Linked DNA regions of Homo sapiens: regions 2 and 3 are each linked to region 1. A link is a contact called in ENCODE Hi-C or POLR2A ChIA-PET data. All regions are on one chromosome and are shown on one strand. Each heading gives the region's core, a stretch centred on a gene start or an enhancer-like site at or near the end of the contact. The rest is flanking DNA. Distances are from core to core; before and after follow the strand shown. Region 1 holds the start of COPS3 (COP9 signalosome subunit 3). Region 2 holds the start of PIGL (phosphatidylinositol glycan anchor biosynthesis class L). Region 3 holds the start of ZSWIM7 (zinc finger SWIM-type containing 7).

Evidence for each region. A loop is a pair of places that touch in the nucleus more often than their neighbours do. ChIA-PET counts read pairs that join two places held with the same protein, here RNA polymerase II (POLR2A). Pooled maps may share reads with other maps.
Region 2: a loop to region 1 is called in a pooled map, with 23 times the contacts of the local background. The contact joins the promoter of PIGL here to the promoter of COPS3 in region 1. A Hi-C loop is called at or near these places in 1 of 37 single-sample maps with no recorded cell type and 8 of 50 pooled maps. POLR2A ChIA-PET finds 5 or more read pairs at or near these places in 2 of 52 experiments (H1 and HCT116).
Region 3: a pooled map shows a loop between it and region 1 (7-fold over the local background). The contact joins the promoter of ZSWIM7 here to the promoter of COPS3 in region 1. A Hi-C loop is called at or near these places in 1 of 50 pooled maps. POLR2A ChIA-PET finds 5 or more read pairs at or near these places in 2 of 52 experiments (A673 and GM10248).

What each region holds. Positions count from the first base shown.
Region 1 is chr17:17,278,179-17,282,708 of GRCh38, reverse strand. It overlaps COPS3 (COP9 signalosome subunit 3), which reads left to right and starts at 1,463. Exons shown (of 12, transcript NM_003653.4): 1 at 1,463-1,577. The coding sequence starts at 1,523. RefSeq lists enhancers at 1,266-1,365, 2,016-2,075 and a silencer at 1,586-1,825.
Region 2 is chr17:16,214,807-16,218,859 of GRCh38, reverse strand. PIGL (phosphatidylinositol glycan anchor biosynthesis class L) reads right to left here and starts at 1,650. Exons shown (of 7, transcript NM_004278.4): 1 at 1,399-1,650. The coding sequence starts at 1,633. NCOR1 (nuclear receptor corepressor 1) reads left to right here and starts at 3,326. Exons shown (of 46, transcript NM_006311.4): 1 at 3,326-3,498. RefSeq lists enhancers at 1,625-1,874, 3,061-3,120, 2,698-3,613, 3,614-4,053 and a silencer at 3,391-3,860.
Region 3 is chr17:15,997,158-16,001,464 of GRCh38, reverse strand. It overlaps ZSWIM7 (zinc finger SWIM-type containing 7), which reads left to right and starts at 1,761. Exons shown (of 5, transcript NM_001042697.2): 1 at 1,761-1,946. The coding sequence starts at 1,871. TTC19 (tetratricopeptide repeat domain 19) reads right to left here and starts at 1,641. Exons shown (of 10, transcript NM_017775.4): 1 at 1,433-1,641; 2 at 1,220-1,347. The coding sequence starts at 1,616. RefSeq lists silencers at 1,288-1,677, 2,028-2,187 and an enhancer at 1,798-1,887.

The DNA.
Region 1 (4,530 bases), core at 214-2,713:
TTCTCAGTCCCTACTATGCAGCAAATCCTATGCTGGGCCCTAAAGGGGAACCAAGGTTAGTAAGAGAAATGCTTGACCTTAAGGAACTCCATGCCAGTTAGAAGCAATGGATCCGTAAACCAAAAGTATCTGAGACCAGTCTCAATCGAGAAAGTTTATATTGCCAAGGTGAAGGATGCGATGATAACACGGCCTCAGGAGCTCCTCAGGACATGTGCCCAAGGTGCGGGTACAGTTTGGTTTTATACATTTTAGGGAGACATGAGTCATCGATCAATACATGTAAGATGTACGTTGGTTAGGATCGGAAAGACGGGCTAACTCGGGGCAGTGGGGGGCTTCTACCTTATAGGTAGACTTAAAGATTTTTTGATTGGTAATTGGTTGAAAGAGTTATTATCTAAAGACCTGGAAGTAAATAGAAAGAAATATCTGGGTTATGATTATAAGGGGTTGTGGAGACCAAGGTTTTATCATGCAGATGAGGCTTCCAGGTAGCCTGCTATTCAGACAGAATAGATTGTAAATATTTCTTATCAGTCTTGAGTCTACCAGTCTTAAGGTCTCTGTGTTGATGTTTGTGAGGCATGTCTGACTACCACTTCCCATCATGGCCTGAACTAGTTTTTCAGGATAAATTGGAATGTCCTTGGCTTCAGATAGGGTCCACCAGTCAGTTGGGGGGCTTAGACTTTTATTTTTGGTTTACAGATATCACATGGACTATAGAGACACATTTCTGTAACAGAGTAGAAGTGCAACATGAGAAGAACAAAGTGCTTTAGGCGACAAGCGGAGGAGGGAGACATCAATCCCAGATGGGAAAAATCAATTCACTTTCTGTGTGTGGTGTTACTTATTTATTTATTTTTTGCAGGGAAGGGATCGATTCATTCAACGTACACCTTGAATGAATAACTATAGTTCTCCCTACGTCCTATGCACTGTCCTAAGTGTTTTACGTGGTTAAGGACACTAAGATTTTACAGATGGGGAAAACAATGCACACGACAGTCAAGTGACCCGCTCAACGTCACACAGCTACTAAGTGGTAGAAAAGGCAGTTGAACCCAGGCTGCTTGGCTCCAGAGTCTAATATCACGGGGAAAACCTCACGGGAGACGTGGCAACGAAGTTGTGCTTCATTGAAGTATCTGTCCAGGTGGAAAACCGCAGGGCCTCTCTAGCAAAATCCAGAACCAGAAAATACTTGCTTAATTATGAGTTTCCTTCCTTCTTTTGCCCACTATCCCCATTTAACCTGCGGAGGGATTTCAGAAGTGCAGTGAATAAAGATGCAGGGGACTATGGAACACTAATTTCCGGCTACGGCGAATTCAGGCTGTTTCCATGGAAACAGTAACGGGTGGGCAGCTAGGTATAGTCTCGCGGTGCTTGAACCAGCGGAAGTGACGTCGCCGCTCGCGAGGACCTCAGGTGGATCGCCGCGGCCCCTCCTCCCAGAGCGGCAGCCTTTTCCCGCGCGTGCTGCCTTCGCCGCTCGGGCCGCCCGGGGGAAAACATGGCGTCTGCCCTGGAGCAGTTCGTGAACAGTGTCCGACAGCTCTCAGCTCAAGGTAACGCCCTAGGCCGCCGGGCTGGGCATGGGCGGGTACCGGGAACTGGCCTGGATCCCCAGGCGCCAGCACGGACGGCTGGAACAGCCCTTTTAGTCCTGAGACTCTTCTCCGGGGCCGGGCTTGGGGTTGCGGCGTTTAGATCAGGGCAGGATCGAGCGCGGCCGAGTGTAGGCAGCCCCCTCGCGCTCCGCTGTCCTCGCCGGCCGGCCTCCCCTCCCTCGGGCCGCCGGGAGCCCCCTCCCCCCGGCCTGGGCCCCTTCCACCGGGCGCTTTGCTTGACAGTTTGGGGGCGTGACTTCCGCCAGGAGCCATCTCGGGCGACTATTGGTTCCTTCTGTCTCTCTTGCCTTCGGTGATTGGCGCACCGCCATGTCATCTTTGCCGCCGATCCGCAGCTTGCTGACTAGGCCGCCGGGAGCGGGCGGGAGGCGAGTCCGTTCTGGGTGTCTTGGCTCTATGGCTCGCCTCTGCCAGCTCCTCCGCTGCCAGGCGGCGCACGCTCGGGAACCTGTGCGCCTATTTTGGTCCTACAGAATGCTGCGGAAGCTCTCGCTCGTAGGACTCCATTTCTTCTTCTTTGTTTTTTTTTAGCCGAGGCTGGAGTGCAGTGGCGCGATCTCGGCTCACTGCAACCTCAGCCTCCCGGCTTCAAGCGATTCTCCTGTCTCAGCCTCCCGAGTAGCTGAGATTACAGGCGCCCGCCAGCTCACACGGCTTTTTTTTTTTTTGAGACGGAGTCTCACTGTCTCCCAGGCTGGAGTGCAGTGGCGCGGTCTCGGCTCACCTCAACCTTCGCCTTCGAGGTTCAAGCGATTCTCCTGTCTCAGCCTCCCGAGTAGCTGGGATTACAGGCGCCTGCCCGGCTAATTTTTGTATTTTTAGTAGAGACAGGGTTTCACCATGTTGGCCTGGCTGGTCTCGAACCTTGATCTCAGGTGATCCACTGGCCTCGGCCTCCCAAAGTGCTGGGATTACAGGCATGAGCCACCGCGGCCAGCCCACGCGGCTAATTTTTTCGTATTTTTAATAGAGATGGGGTTTTTACCATGTTGGCCAAGCTGGTTTCGAACTCCTCACCTGAAGTGATCCGCCCACCTCGGCCTCCCAAAGTGCTAGGATTACAGGCGTGAGCCACTGCGCCCGGCCAGGACTCCATTTCTAGGGGTAGAATTGTGATGATTTTACTCGCACTTTCCAGGTTGTTTGGTTCATTCATTGCGTATGAATGTACCGAATTCTGGACCTGAAATTCGAATGATTAGATGCTGGCTGTGAAGGCCCTTTTAACTATCCCGTGCTTCAGTTTCTTCGTCTGCAAAATAAGTCCCTAGTTTATGTAGAGTTGTGAAGATTCAATGAGAGAAACCATGTAAAAGCAGTTGGAACAGTGCCTGTCATAAGGGGTGCAATAAATATAGCTGCAAATTATTGTTACCGTCATTAATTGCAAAGTTCTAGGAGCTGCTTGACCTTGGACAAATAACCTTTAATCTCTGAGTCTTTTGCATCTCCATTGTAAAAATGGAGGGGTGCTTTTACCTCACTGGTGTAAGACAAATGGTCTGATATGGAGCTGCACTTAATAAGAATTCTTCCTCTTTTTCCTTTTTATTAATAGAAATGAGGTTCACAGGGAAGGCACAGGCTTGCCTTTTCTATGAATAAAGGAACCACTGGTTTGTTAATTTATTCGACAAATACTTAGTGTTCTCCTTCCTGGGGTGTAGTGTAGTTAGAAGCTTCAGGTTGAAATCCTGTCGCGGTCACTTCTTGGGTGAACCACTTAATTTCCCTGGGCCAATTTTCTTAATTACAAAACAGAACTAGGGCTGTTGTGGTCTTCAGGTTATAGGATGCTATAGGAACAGTCTGCTAGACAGAGATAAATATGGTAACTTTCATTGCTGTCGGCTACTGTGCCTCACACTCACTGGATAGGAAATCTTTGAGTTTCAGGCCAGGCGCAGTGGCTCACTCCTGTAATTCCAGCACTTTGGGAGGCCGAGGCGGGCGGATCATCTGAGGTCAGGAGTTCAAGACCACCCTGGCCAACATGGTGAAACCCTGTCTCTACTAAAAATGCAAAATTAGCCAGGCATGGTGGCGGGCGCCTGTAATCTCAGCTACTCGGGAGGCTGAGGCAGGAGAATGGCATGAACCTGGGAGGTGGAGCTTGCAGTGAGCCAAGATCGCGCCACTGCCCTCCAGTCTGGGTGACAGAGCAAGACTCCGTCTCAAAAAAAAAAAAAAGAAAAAAAAGAATTTTATTGGCCACATCTCTGGTTACACTGATTTCAAATGCACTCTGTGACACTTAAACTTTTTTTTTTTACTCTGCCCTTGGCCCTGCACTAATTAATTATCTGGTGATTTCATAGTGACCCAGCTTTTATTTCAGTCTCAACTGGGCACTGATTGTTAACTAGTAGAGAACTAATGGATTGCAATGCTTATTTCTGGGTGTTACAAATTATTGTTAATATATTTAGAGTAATGGTTTACAAAGGCAAATTATTCAACTAGAAGTTACTTCATACCTACCAGTGAGATCTGTAATACAATGATGATGAGTTGGTATTTCCCAGTTAAATCTGTGTGATCTCAAGAGGTGACACCTAATAAGATCACAGCTGTTTTATTCTTGTTTTGTAATGCATGTATAATAATGATACATTTCCTTTGCTTTCAGTAAAATGTATCAAATTGAAAAGTGTTAAATTATCAAAAGTACCTAGCTATAGTCACTTGTATTTTAAGCATTATACTATGTTGTATTCTTTTAGTAAGGAAAAGATTATGCAGTTGCTCTGTAGAAATAGAGAAGTTGGAAACTTGAGGTTAATGCCCATGGACTTAAATATATCCTCACTGTTACCAGAAAGACAGAGTGTGACCATGGTATCTGTCATGACAGTAATTGTCAAAATTGATGGGTCTACTTAAAGGTACC
Region 2 (4,053 bases), core at 401-2,900, 1.1 Mb after region 1:
TAAAAATACAAAAATTAGCCAGGTGTGGTGGCATGCGCTTGTAAACCCAGCTACTTGGCAGGCTGACGCAGGAGAATCACTTGAACCCGGGTGGTGGAGGTTGCAGTGAGCCGAGATCACGCCACGGCACTCCAGCCTGGGCAACAGAGCGAGACTATCTCAGAAAAAAAAAAAAAAAAAAAGAGTAAGTTGGCATTTTGTTTTTGGGAATGTGTTTTGCAATGCAAAGCCTAAAAACAGCCAATTTTAAAAATTAATACTCATGAAATAATATAAAATACATAAAGATGTTCTCTGCTCTTTGCAATAAACTAGGAAAAAACCCTCTGAATGTACAAACAATAAGGGATGATTAAGGTTTATCCCGATGAAGCCATTTAACAGGCTATACATTTAGATCTAATTAATATAGGTAGATGTTTAAAGTTTCATGAGGACACTGCTCTTATCTAGCTTTCCACTTTTGTATCCCTAGGGCATAGAATAAGGCCTAGCACATAAATGTTTAATAAGTATTTGGTAAATAAATGAAAAAGTAATGTCGAGTAAAAACGATATAAAATTTTATAAAATGTGATTTCTGTGAAGAAGCTGTATAGAAAAAGAATTGGAAAGACACACAAACAAATGGGAAAAGAGGTCATGGGCAATTTAAAAAAATAGCTTTATTGAGGTATACTTTGACATGCCATAAAATTCACCCATTGTATGTGTACAATTCAATTACTTCATTTATACAACTGTTCAATTATCACCATATTCCAGCTTAATGGTCAATATTTGCTTTGTCATTTGATCTTTTCTCTATGGTAAGCAAAAATCTATTATTTGAAAGGTTCCTTCACTGAAAGCTGGGTGGAGTTGAACTCTAAAATTACCTACAAAATTACTTTCTATCTAGTCATCTATGTCTAATTCTTCAATTTGACACATGCATGTTACTAGCACAAGCTGCATTTTAAAGGCAGCAGGAAGGTCTTTTACTATCATTAGAAGTTAACTTTAAGGATTGAGCAGGCACGATACAGCATAGATTGTTTCGTGTGCTATATAGTAAGGTCAATATTCTTGCTCCTTCTACAAATAAAAAAAAGTTCCACAGAATAACAAGTACAGGTGGAGTTCCCAACGGAAATGCAGGTACTGAATACAACCAACTGCAACTGTTTCTCTGCTCCTCAATCCTGCTGGCGTAGTACGCGAGCTGCCGACGTCCCCCAACCCACCAGGTAAGCCGGCCGCTCCTGTCCCTAGGCTGTGAGGGGTTCAGAGGTAAGACCTTCGGTGTATTCACTTAGCTCCCTACGGAAAACTTCGAGAAGAAGGCGACTGAGATCGGTTAGCACTTAAATCCCTTTCAAAGCCCCGGCTCCCATCGCCCCTCCTATGGCCTCCTACCTGCAGAGAAGCAAAGCAGGTACACCCAGTGCCTTAGGCGGGCCAAGCCTAGCACTGTGGGAGCAAAAAACATGGCTTCATCGTCAGGGTGCGCTATGACCAGCAGGGTCCGGCTTTCGGCTCCCAGCCGTCCTCCCTGCTCCCGACTCTTCATTCGTTCTGAGGAGTCCCAAACCCAGAGGAAGCCCCATGCCAAGACCGCCAACGCCACACACAGGAGCCACATTGCTTCCATGATGGGTAAGCAGCACTGAGCCTGCGCAGTAGGAAAGGCTGCCTCTGACCCTGACTCCGGCTGGAAAACTTCACCGGGGAATGTTGGGTTCCGCTGTTAAGTCCCTCCCGCCGACATGCTCCGGAAGCTTGAGGTTTTAACGTTAAGGGTTCTCTTGTGTTTTAACACAGAAGTCTCCATGCCGTCCAGTTTCCTACCCTAGTCCTACCACACTGTACAATCGGTTTAAAAGGAAGCGTCTTATATATAAGCTCCCACTTATAGGAAGAGTTCCTTCCTCTTCATTTTCGAATTCATTTCTTAAAACTCGGGCCTTTCTCGTAATTATAGGGTTAGACAGCCCGTTATCCGTATGACAGTTTTCCAAAATAGCCAGTTACACCAACTTTGTTATTCCTTCTCACTTTTGGATGGCTTTCTTTACCTTTTTTTTTTTTTTTGAGAGGCTCTGTCGCCCAGGCTGGAGTGCAGTGGAGCGATCTCGGCTCACTGCAACCTCTGTCTCCCGGGTTCAAGCGACTCTTCTGCCTCAGCCTCCCGAGTAGCTGGGACTATAGGCGCGCGCCACCACGCCCAGCTAATTTTTGTATTTTTAGTAGAGAGGGGGTTTCACCATGTTAACTAGGCTGGTCTCGAACTCCTGACTTCGTGATCCGCTCGCCTCGGCCTCCCAAAGTGCTGGGATTACAGGCCTGAGCCACCGCGCCCGGCCCTTTCTTTTTTTTTTTTGAAACGGTCTGGCTCCGTCGCCCAGGCTGGAGTGCAGTGGCGCGACCTAGGTTCGCTGCTACCTCAGCCTCCCGCGTTCAAGCAATTCTCCCACTTCGGTCTCCCCAGTAGCTGGGATTACTGGCGCGCGCCACCACGCCCGCTTAATTTTTGTATTTTTAGTAGTGACGGGGTTTCTCCATGTTCGTCAGGCTGGTCTCGAACTCCTGACCTTAAGTGATGGCCCGCCTCGGCCTCCCTAAGTGCTGGGATTACAAGCGTGACCCACTGCGTCCGGTCGGGCCTGGCTTTTCTAAAGGAACGTATGCGTGCGGTTACGAGGAACCGTCGTTTCCCCAGCAGGGTGAGGCTGAGCGTGCACTTAACAGTCGCGAGGGCCACAGGCTCCTCTTGCAAGTAACTTAAGGTTAAGGAGCAACATCGTGGACAAATCGGCCTCGCCCAGCATTTCAGTGAGGGCTTGGTGCGAATTCCAGCCAGAGCCCTAGAAAGTATCTTGGGCAGGTCGAAATGCACCCCTCCAGCTCCCAGCCACGAGGGGACCGGCTTCCCTGTACGCAGCTCCGGCCAGAGGAGGCCGCCGCCGCCCCACCACGCCGCGGAGGGGTTTGCAGGGTCCCTTCCACGGCCTGGAGTTTTTCCTTTTCCCACGCCTGAGGAAGGCCTCGGGCGCGCGGAACAGACGGGCAGGCGGGGGGCGCACAAGCCCAGGGCACGATGGCAGCAGCGCTGGATCCGGCTGGGCGCTGCTCGGCCCCGTATCCGTCCGAGAGGACCGCCGCTGCCAGGCCTAGAGGAGACATGAAGAGACCGGGCGCAGCGCGACCCGGGAAGCTCCGCCGAGGTAGGAGAGGCGCCCGGCCAGCGGAGGGAGTTGGTCTCCCAACTCTCCGGAAGGAGGAGGAGCCGGCGCTGGAGCCGCCTTAGCCGCGGCTCCGCGGGCTGGGGGGAGGGAGAGGGGTTGAGTCAAGATGGCGGCCAAGGTGGCGAAGCAGCAGCCGCGGCGGCGGCGGCGGCTGGAGTGAGCGTCCGACTCGCCGCGCCGAACGAGGTCCCGGTGTAGGGCCGCGCGCCGTGGCCGCGTCCCACTCCTCAGGCCGGGGCGCACGTCGGCTCCCACGCTTAGCCAGCTCCCGGTGAGTAGGCCCTGGCGCCTGCAACCCCGGCCTCCGGGCTCCTGCTAGTCCGGGGGCTTCCGAGGGCTCCCGGGGCAGCAGCCGCTGGGACGGTTTCTCCGCCGGGCGGGGGGTGTCGCAGGCCTGGGCAGGTCGGGACCCGTCCTGGCCGCCTGGCCTCTTCCACTCGGCAGCCCAGGAGAGAGCCGGGCGCGGCGGGGAGCTCGGGCTGGGCTAGCGGAGGCTTATGGAGTTTGGAGGAAGAATGGGCTGTGGCCGGGCCGGGGCTGGCCCCGAGGTGTCCTGTGCGGAGGGGCGTGCGGAGCCTACAGGGCCTGCGAGGGAGAGCGGGCAGCCGGTGCCCCGGGTGGGGCCGGCGCAGGTGGCGGGCCTGGGCTCACTGAGGCGGAGTTGGTGGCCGACTTGGAAGTGTAGAAGGGGCTGCGGAGGTTGACAGCCATGGACAAGTGCGTGCAGAGTAAATTAGTTCACCTTTCTAACAGACCGCTTCAGGGTGTAATGGCGAAGGCTGGGTACTGGTGGAGATGGCAAAGATCCGAACACTATACCTTCTGC
Region 3 (4,307 bases), core at 512-3,011, 1.3 Mb after region 1:
TAGTAAGGATGAGAATGAGTCAACCAAATAAGGACCTGGGGAGAACAATGACTCAAACAGAGGGTAGAGAATGAGTGAAGTCCCTACAAGCTGAAGAGAATGGTTTTGAGGAAGAAATGCAAAGAAATAGATGTGAAGGGAGGATGGTGAGCCAGAGGATTACTGCCAAATGGGTGGGCAAGGTATATGCTGGTTTAGATCATGTGGGGTGTTGCAAGCCAAGGCAAGGAGTTTGTATTTTATCATAAATGCAGTGGGTAGCCATTCAGAGCTTTCTGACAAGGAGATGACATAATCCAATTTACTCTTTTTTTTTTTGGTCGCTTTGGTTTCTGCATGGAGAATAGATTGCAAGAGGCCAGGAGGCCAGGAAAGACTACTGGAGCATAGTTGGTGGCAATGATGGTTTGCACTAGGGTGACAGCAAGGGAGATAGACAAAAGGGGAAAGATTTGAGAAATATTTTGCATTTGTTGGCAACAGGACTTGTTGCTGGACTGTAAGTGTATTGGAAGGCAATGGTAAGGTACCACAAGTTTTAAGAATGACTATGAGGTTTTTAGGCTGAAAAACTGATGGTAGTAAAGAGATGGCGAAAGCGTATGTTGAGGAGGCATTAAAGATCGTTTAGTTTTGGGCATGTTAAATCTGAGAGGTAGGTATGGTCCTAAAGTGCAAATGGCATGTCAGTAGCACACTACAGAATGGAAATACAAATTTGGACGTTGTTGGCATCGAGTAGGTATTTAGCTCAATGGAAGAGATGAGATAACTTGGGAAAAGAGGAGGAAAAAAAAATAGAAAAGGATGTGGAGAAAAGGAAGAATTCAGGAGGAGAACCGAACCGCATAACCAACACTAAGTTGCCATTTTCAGGCCGCTATATACGTGCGAAATTATGTCATTTCAGATAGGCTGGTTAATTGATAAAACCACTACAAAACGTTCCCGATATTTCGTTTGCATAAAGCGTGATGCCTAGGGCGCCATCTCCATTTGCACTTGACACTGCAGAGGTTTTACTGCAGGCCTTAGAGTCGGAAAAGCCTGGATGGATTCCAATCCCCTCTCGGATGACCCACCTCATTCTCGGCAATTTTACCCGCGGAGCCTCCATCCACTCTTCGGCGAGGCGGAGAGAGTAATGCGCAGCAACGCCAAGACCCCGCTCACAAAGGCTACCGCGCTCGGCCGGGCGCAGGGCCCGGAGCCGCCTCACCTTGGCTCGCTTCAGCAGCTGGATGATCTCTGCCTCGGCCTCGTCCGCCCCGTCCTCGGCAGCGGCCCCGTCGGCTCCCTGCTGCTCCTCCTCCTCTGCCGCAGCGGGCCTCGAGAACCAGGCGAGCGCTGCGGGAAGGGGCTCTGAGGTCATCGGGCCCGGCCCGCGCCCCTGTCCCCGCCCGGCCGGCCCCGCCCGGCCCGCGCCCCTCACCTGCCAGCAGCGGCAGCAGGCCTGGGCCCCGGCCGTGCGGCGCGACTCGGGATGGCGGCACCTGCACCTCGGGCCCCGGACCTCCTGCCAGCCCCGGGAGCAGGCGCGCGGAGCAGCCCCGGCACCGCCGCCCCGCGGCCCGCAGGAAGCCTCGGCCCAGGCTCCAGCTCAGGAGCCGGAACATGCTCCCGCCGCGTCCTCTGCGCACTGCAGGCCAGACGCGCTCCTGGCCCCCGACCACGCGCCGAGCGCCCTCCGGATTGGCCGGGCCCTGACGACTGAGCAGGACATCCCTGCGTCCGCACGCGCGATGACGCGCCCCGACGTCACTCCGTCTCGCCCTGCCCCGGCGGGGGGTCAGGATCCTCCACAGGTAGGCGCAGTCAGCTGGAGCGTCGCGGCGGTCCGCCGGTCGTGGAGGGCGTGTCCTGCGGCGCGATGGCCGTAGTGTTGCCGGCGGTTGTGGAGGAGCTCCTGAGCGAGATGGCGGCGGCGGTGCAGGAGAGCGCGCGAAGTACGGGACCGAGGTCGTGTGTGGCTGCGCCATGGGCGCGGGCGGGGCATCCGGGCACCGCCGGGCCGGGAGGCAGGAGGCGGGGTGTCCGGGCCTGGCCCTGCCTTTTTTCCATGTGGTTCTCTAAACCTCTTGTTCGTAAAAAGACAAAAAAACAAAACAACAAAAAAGCGAAATTGGAACAAGTAAAAGTCAAATCGATTCAGCAAATATTTACGGTACAGCGCAGTTGCAGGAGCCCCTCCGTCGGAGCGAGTAGGCCAGTGGGGACCGAAGTGCTGAGAGCTGGCCGGGTCGCTGGGAGGGGTCCCCGCCCGGGGGTGGAAGGGACGGGAGCCTACAGTGAGTGATAGAAACGTGGAGTTCTTGATTATTTTACACGAAATTTTGAATTATTAAACTTCTTTTTCTCAAATTCTGATGTTAACATTAAAGTTAATGCTTCCATACACTTTAAAAAGTAGGCCCAGCGCAGTGGCTCACTCCCGTAATCCCAGCACTTTGGGAGGCCGAGGCAGTTGGATTACCTAAGGTCAGGAGTTCGAGACCAGCCTGGCCAACATGGTGAAACTTCGTCTCTACTAAAAATACAAAAAATTAGCTGGGCGTGGTGGCGGGCGCCTGTAATTCCAGCTACTCAGGAGGCTGAGGCAGGAGAATCGCTTGAACCCGGGAGGCGGAGGTTGCCGTGAGCCGAGATCGCGCCATTGCACTCCAGCCTGGGCAACAAGAGCGAAATTCCATCTCAAAAAAAAAAAAAAAAGCATTTTAAGAGCCACAAAACCTAAATGCATATGCAATCGTTGGAGTAAATCTGGGTATTGTGAAAGCACCATTTTTTTTCTGACCAGCAGAGGGTACTCTTTGGCTATGCTCACCAAAATCACTTGAGAAGGGTTGATCTCAAGATGTGTTCAGAGTATGCTAGGATAAGATCAAATCAAATTTGATATACTCAAAATGCATTGACTAATGAACTACTCTTAGGATGTAAAAATGGCCACCTTATAAATAACAGCCATATCAGGCCCCCAAACTGCCATCGCTTATTCAACTTGGATGGCTTTTGTTTTAAAAGTACTGTACTGCATTTTGAAAGGGTTTATCTTGAGTTACTGTTTTTAAGGAACTGAGAAAAATAAGCCAACTTTGTTTCCTCATCTCAGTCAAAATTAAGGAGACTTAAGTATATGTGCTTGAAAGATTAGTGCAGCCAAGTATTCAAACATACTTGTTTCCAAAAAGGATGGGAAAAAAGCCAACTGATGTTAGCTTATACAATTGTTCTGGGCTCTCAGATTTGATGGCCTGAGGGTTTGGAATGCTGTCACTTTAAACAATAATCGCCAGAACTGTTCTGTGTCTGAATAGGTTAATCCATACACTGACAGTAGTTTGGGTTGGTTTGTTTTTTTTTTTTAGACAGAGTCTTGCTCTGTCTCCCAGGCTGGAGTGCAATGGGCGATCTCAGCTCAGTGCAACCTCCGCTTCCCAAGTTCAAGTGATTCTCCTGCCTCAGCCTCCCAAGTAGCTGTGACTACAGGCGCATGCCACCACACCCGGCTAATTTGTGTATTTTTAGAAGAGACGGGGTTTCACCATATTGGCCAGGCTGGTCTCAAACTCCTGACCTTGTGATACGGACACCTCAGCCTCCCAAAATGCTGGGATTACAGGCGTGAGCCACCGTGCCCAGCCAGTTTTGGGTTTTTTCCCTCCAACAAGAAGGTTCACAAGACACATTGACAGTCCTGAAGGGGGCATAATCATTGCCCCTGACACCCATGGTTCAGACACAGGAACCAATGCTGTTGATTCATGTTTATTTTCAGAAGCCCTGTTTTCTGTCTTTTTCAAAATCTTTTTTCTATTAATATATAGTTATGCACCCTTCCTAACCCCCATTCTTCAGTGGTAATTTTTTTAGATCAAGATTCCAAGTTTTATTTGTATGATGATATATAAACTAGTCACAGTGGAACCATGTAGGAAGCTATGATTACTTTTTGTTTTCTTTGTAACTTTTGGATTTCCCTGGAGTTACAACTATCTTGGTTTTGTTTATGTGCTTATTTAGTTTTTTACATATTTATTCCTACTTTAACCTCACATCCTTTACTAGTGTTCTCAATCTCCCCTCAAGATGTTCAGATGAACGAAGTATGTTATCAGTTTCACCTTCCTGAAGACATCTCTAGAGCCTTCGGACTTGCTTAATATGGACTGGCTGATCTCTCGGCTGTTTGCTGAGATCTCTCTTAACCATTATTATCTGGGAATTCTCTGTATCTTTGTTGGGTCCTATGTTTAGTATATCCTACAGTTTTCTTTTTCTCAGTTTACTACCTCTTTTTTTTTTTT